Regions from separate parts of the Homo sapiens genome. Here region 1 is linked to region 2. A link is an interaction called in ENCODE POLR2A ChIA-PET data of the cell type or tissue named here. Cell type or tissue: PC-3. All regions are shown on one strand. Links, peaks and the distances in the headings refer to the core of each region. The heading gives the core; the rest is flanking DNA.

The links. Peaks named below come from ENCODE experiments on the same cell type or tissue, not always from the same donor. Only the 100,000 strongest peaks of a DNase experiment are listed, where the experiment ranks them.
Region 1: POLR2A ChIA-PET joins it to region 2 with 11 read pairs; 4 of 35 experiments call an interaction of 5 or more read pairs at or near these places.

The regions. Positions count from the first base shown.
Region 1 is chr20:57,506,250-57,509,157 of GRCh38, forward strand. It overlaps CTCFL (CCCTC-binding factor like), which reads right to left. Exons shown (of 11, transcript NM_001386993.1): 9 at 2,357-2,539. Among named protein-coding and RNA genes, the nearest start is that of CTCFL, 17 kb to the right of the region's middle. In PC-3, for the core only: no CTCF peak of the experiment used is centred there; a DNase peak (open chromatin) is centred at 1,432.
Region 2 is chr20:57,583,619-57,586,526 of GRCh38, forward strand. No RefSeq gene overlaps it. Among named protein-coding and RNA genes, the nearest start is that of PCK1, 24 kb to the left of the region's middle. RefSeq lists an enhancer at 2,715-2,908. In PC-3, for the core only: no CTCF peak of the experiment used is centred there; no DNase peak of the experiment used is centred there; H3K27me3 peaks cover 2,272 bases.

The sequences.
Region 1 (2,908 bases), core at 178-2,677, 77 kb before region 2:
ACTGGCCACCTGTATGTCTTCTTTGGAGAAAGGTCTATTTAGATACTTTAACTGTTTTGTTTTGTTTTTTTCCTGAGACAGTCTCGCTCTGTTGCCCAGGCTGGACTGTAGTGGCACAGTCTCAGCTCACTGCAACCTCCACCTCCTGGGTTCAAGCAATTCTCCTGCCTCAGCCTCCTGAGCAGCTAGGATTACAGGCATGTGCCACCATGCCCAGCTAATTTTTGTATTTGTAGTAGAGATGGGGTTTCATCATTTTGGCCAGGCTGGTCTTGAACTGCTGACCTTGTGATCCACCTGCCTCTGCCTCCCAAAGTGCTGGGATTACAGGTGTGAACCACCGCGCCTGGCCTAGATACTTTACCTGTTTTTCATTGGGTATCTGTCTATTTACTGAGTTATAAGAGTTCTTTTTATATTTTAGACACAAGTCCAAATATGCTTTCTTGAATCGGAATTTCAAAAATTTTATGTTCTGAGGGACTGCATGAGGCAGACTTGTTCTTTTCTCTACATTTTTATTTCTTGCACCAAAGAGCAGTTTTTTTCTCTTTAGAATTCTACTCGTTAATTTTAACTCTTCACAATTTTTGCATGAGCAATGGTGTTTTGGGAGCACTGCCACAGCTTTTATTTGAAATTTTAAACTAATAGGGTTGACATTCCAGAACTATCCCACTGTGCTACTCAGAAAAACACAACTACACTACTGTTTTAAGAAGAAATATTTTTAAAAAAATAGTCAACTTCAGGAAATTCAACTTTTATAAAACTTTTATAAAGTTAGGCTGAAGCCTACATGGTCCAAGGATCTAGCTAGCCATGTGCAGTGGTTTTTAAATGTCCTGAAATTCTTTGATGCTGTTCCTTTCAAAAGAAACTTCATTCCCCACTCGAGTGTGGGTGGGACTTCATGGTTCATTTCTTGTGACTAGAATGTGCCACTTTTTTTTTTTTTTTGAGACAGAGTCTTGCTCTGTCGCCCAGGCTGGAGGCCAGTGGCACAATCTCAGCTCACTGCAACCTCTGTCTCCTGGGTTCAAGTGATCCTCCCGTCCCAACCACCCAAGTAGCTGGGATTACAAGCGTGCACTACCACGCCTAGCTATTTTCTTTTTTTTTTTTTAAAGTAGAGACAGGGTTTCACCATGTTGGCCAGGCTGGTCTTGAGCTCCTGGCCTCAAGTTATCCACCTGCCTTGGCCTCCCGAAGTACTGGGATTACAGGTGTGAGCCCCCACAGCTGGCTGTTGTGCCGCTTTTAGGACTAGACTGCAAAAGGCACCATGGCTTCCTACTTGCACTCTCTCACTTGCTCTGAGTCAGGAGGACACTCAAGCAGCCCTGCAGAGAGGTCCCTGTAGCAAGGAACTGAGGCCGGTGCCAGCAGTTGTGTGGCGGAGCTGTCCTGGAAGTGGATCCTCTGGCCCCAGTCCAGCCTTCGGATGATGCAGCCCTGGCGGACATCCTGACTGCAGCCTCAGGAGTGGCCCTGAGCCAGGACCACCCAGTTCAGCCACTTCCGAGTTCCCAACCCAGAGAATCTGTCAGGTGATAAATGTTTGTGGTTTTAAGCCACTCCATTTTGAGGTAATCTGTCATACAGAAATAGATAACTAATACAACACCTAAAAGAATAAAACCATAAATGTATTGCTTAGTCCAGTACCAACAGCACTATTCTTTTTTTTTTAATTAAAAAAGTTATTTTAGAGACAGGGTCTCACTCTGTCTTTGAGGCCAGAGTGCAGTGGTGCGATCGTGACTCACTGTAGCCTCCAACTCCTGGGCTCAAGTGGTCCTCCTGTCTCAGCCTCCTGAGCAGCTAGGCCTACAGGGGTGCACCACCACAACCAGCTAATTTTTTTGGAGGGATGGGGGTCTCCCTGTGTTGCCCAGGCTGATCTCAAACTCCTGGCCTCAAGTAATCCTCCCACCTTGGCCTCTCAAGTAGCTGGGATTATAGACACCAATAACATTATTCTAGGGACATCTGAAAAAATGTGTGAAAACTGCATTCTCTCTGTCAAGTAGCCTAAATCTAGTTCACTGTTTGAAAATATTACACTAAAAGGTGGGGTTCTTTGGGGAGTCTGATAACTCCCTATTGTAAGATTTTGTGTGTTGGATTGTCCTTTTTTTTTTTTTTAGGGGATGAGGAGACCACACTTTCATAGGATTCTTCAAGAATTTTGTGATTTTAAAAAACTAATAACCACTTTCCTAAGGCATGACAGATGCTCCTGAAGTCCTGGCAGGTTTCTATAATCGGGTTTAAACTCTCCTGGTGTGACACTGTCCTCCTGAGATAGAGGGATCTTTCCATGGGGGATTTACTGTGACTTAAGTAAGCTTACCCAGCGGGAAAAGCCTTTGCCACACTTGGAGCATTTGTAAACAGTCGGGATGAAATTTGCATCGTGGTATTTCCTGAAGTGAGCGTTTAGAAGTTGCTTCTGTCGGAAACATTTATTGCAAGAAAGGCAGGTGAATGGTTTCTCTCCAGTGTGGGTACGAATGTGAGCGGTCATATGACGTTCCTAAGAGGGAAGGGGAAGAAAGCAGCTTGTCTAGTTCAAAGGGTTTTCTCGATATTAGACACTGTTTATCATACAATACCTTTTATTTCCCTCCCCAAAGATGAGTCCACTATTAAGCAGAATTACTGCAAACACATTCTGAACAAGGCAGCATTCACTCTCAGTAAGTGGCCGCCTAGGAAACAAAACTCGTATGCAGCAGCAAGTGACAAAGGTCTTGCAGTGGATTCCTTGCTGGCTCTCCTGTCCTGTTGGGATGTGGGAGTACACACCGCAGGGCGTGAAAGGATGGTCCTTTGTCCTCTCATTACTGGGAGTCCTCCTTCTATACAACTATTTACAATTACCTGAATTTACAAAGGGCAAATA
Region 2 (2,908 bases), core at 129-2,628:
CCCTCTGCCGTGTTCCCCACAGGACTTGGCCTAGCAAGCATCGTGACTGCGTGCGTATTGACTTGTCCTCTTCACTGTCCCCCACTGGCATGTGGGCCCCTCAAGGTGGGGGGTTCCTGAACTTGCTCCCTGCTGTGGCTCCAGGCCCTGGCGCAGAGCAGACGAATCATAGAGCAATCAAATGGCTCATTGGAAAGGTTCCCAAGGCAAGGCTGCCGGCTGCACCACACCATTCATTCTCCCCATATTCTTTGCTAACAAGGCCCCTGACTTTTAGCTCCTGGTCATATGGGAGTGTGACCAAGTGCTGGCCAGTAAGATGTAAGTAGAAGTCTTGTGTGAAGTCTTTCAGGAAGTGTCCTTACAGGAAGAAGCAAAACCCTGCTTATCCCTTCCTTTTTCCTGATGACTGAAGGTGGGACATGATGGCTGGAGCACAAGCAGCTGCCTTGGACAATGAGGCAGAAGCTCTGTGTTGAGGATGGAGGGTCAACACGGTAGAAGGGGTCTGGTCTTTGGTGACTTCTAGAAGTTGCCTGACCACGCTGAGCTGGGCTTCTGTTACATGAAGGTGAAGTCATCTTCTGTTTCATTTAAGCCATGCTGCCCCTGAGTCTCTGCTCCACGCACCACACTGAACCCTAACCAGTCCTCTAGGCTCTGAGACTGCCCAGGATGGAAAAGGGAACAGATGTTGGTTCTGCCCAGGCTGTTCTCAAATAAGTGGGTTCCATGAGTTTCTTCAATTATTATAGAAGGAGCTCCCACTTGCACTGTTGAGGCTAATCTGCCCAACTCCCAAGGTCAGGGGATCACTCATGCCCCTGGAGTGACAGGTGTGGGTCTGAGGGTCAGAGGGATGTGAGGGGAAGGAATGAGCTAGGATTCAAGTCTTGAGGTACCAGATCCTGGACCTGTGCTCCTTAGATGACACTGCTGCCTCTGACTGTCAGTCATGCCCATCCATCCATCCATCCATCCATCCATCCATCCATCCATCCATTTCTTCATTCACTCAATGAGTGTTCACAATATGCTTGCTAAATGCTGGGGACAGGGTAGTAAACACTACAGCTTGTGGAATCCTGGAGTGAAACAGACTAGTAGGTGGAGATAGACCATGAGCCACCAGACAGAGAAACAGACATGGAGATTACAAAGTGCTAGGCAGGGAGTCAAAGGGGAGATGGAATTGAAAGTGACTGGTAGGGTGGCTTCAGAGAGAAGAGATGGGAAAGTACGCTCTGATCAGGGGAGGTGAGGTTGAGAAGTGAGGAAGGGGGTACTGAGGGCTATGAGAGCTGGGAACGGTGCCCCAGGCAGAGGGAAGAGCCGGTGCAAAAGCTCTAGGCTGGGGGTGGCCCAGGCAGGTCAGGGGATGGGGAGGCTGGAATGGGAGGGGCCGCTCTTGAAGGATTTTTGGTGAGGGGATCAGACCATGGGGACCCTGGTCAGGGAATTGTAAGAAGAGCGGGTACTACACAGGCTCTTACCCAGTGCTTTGCATGTTGTAACTGATATTTTTGGTACCAACTTGTGTGCCCTCACCATTCACCCAGTGGTGACCAGCAGCAAACACCTGTCACTTCCTGGGCTTGGAGACTTTCTCAGACCACTGTAGCTGCTCTTCCCATGCACCGGCAGGCTGTTCACACAGTCCCTGGCTAGAAGCATCCTGCAATCAATCTCTGCCAAGATGGGTGGATAAATACTTTGGCTCCCTCACCTCCCGGCTGGAATAAACTTGATCTCAGGGTTATTAATTGTGCACTCTTCACTGGCTCCCAAAGTTCCCAAGAAAAGTTGAGCCCACAGGGATAACTTACCGGCTAAGGTGCCCTGTGTTGCTGTCTGCCTTCCCCTTCCCTGGCTCACTTTCCCTCCTCCTCTGCTAGGGCTTCCTGGGATCGCTCATGTTCTTGTCTCCTGGTCTGCTCCTGGGACAACCCAGTCTGAGACACAGAATTAGCTCATTTAGTCCTCACAGTGATCCCAGAGAGGAGGCACTATCATTGCTCCCATTGCAGAGAAGAAAATCAAACCGAGGTACAGAGACGTTAAGTCATTTGCTCCAGGACACACAGGAAATGACAGAGCTGGGACTTGAGCTCCATGGTGGCTCCGAGTCTGTGTGTTGACCCCCCTGCCTGCAGCACCGTTTATATTTGGTCCTGACTATGATTTGAAGTAGGCAGGGGTTTCATGCAGACCAGCGGTTCTTCAGCTGTGGTTCTTCCCCAGCGACAGCAGCAGCACCTGGGAATTTGTCTGAAAGAGTGATTTGGGTGGCCCACCCCCAGAGCTCGATTCTGTGGGTCTTGAGGTGGGCCCGGGAGGTTCTAGTGCATGCTCCAGTTCGAGAACCACTGGCATAGGCGAGTGGTGTAGACACGACGTGCGGGAGAGGAATGGGAGGCAGCAGAGGGGTCTCCATCCCAGGGAAGAGAGGCTTCAGGGGAGAGAAGGGGGCGCGGGGGGTGGAAAGGGGTCAGATTCAGGCCACATTTGGGGTTGAGCCGACAGACTTGGAGATGGATGGGGTGTTGGGGGTGAGGGGAAGAAAAACCAAAGATGACCCCTAGATGTTTGGCTTCTGCCAGCAAGTGGATCTCAGCACCATCCTGAGTGGGGAACACCAGGGAAGCTGGCTGGGCAGGGCCGAGGGGTCCATGTGAAAATGAGGGGGTGGCATGCATTCAAGGGGGGCTGCCCCCTTGACAATTCTGCTTTGCCCCCCTCCCCAACCCTGCATTTTCCCGAGGCAAGTCTCTTTCTGGGAACCTGACTCCCTCTGAGAACAGGCCTGGCTGAGCAGCCTGGGGAGGAGTGGTTGGGGCAGTAGCCAGGGCCACTGGGTGGTGTGGGGGAGGGGTGGTGCACACGCTGCAAAGTCCAGTCCTGTGGCCTG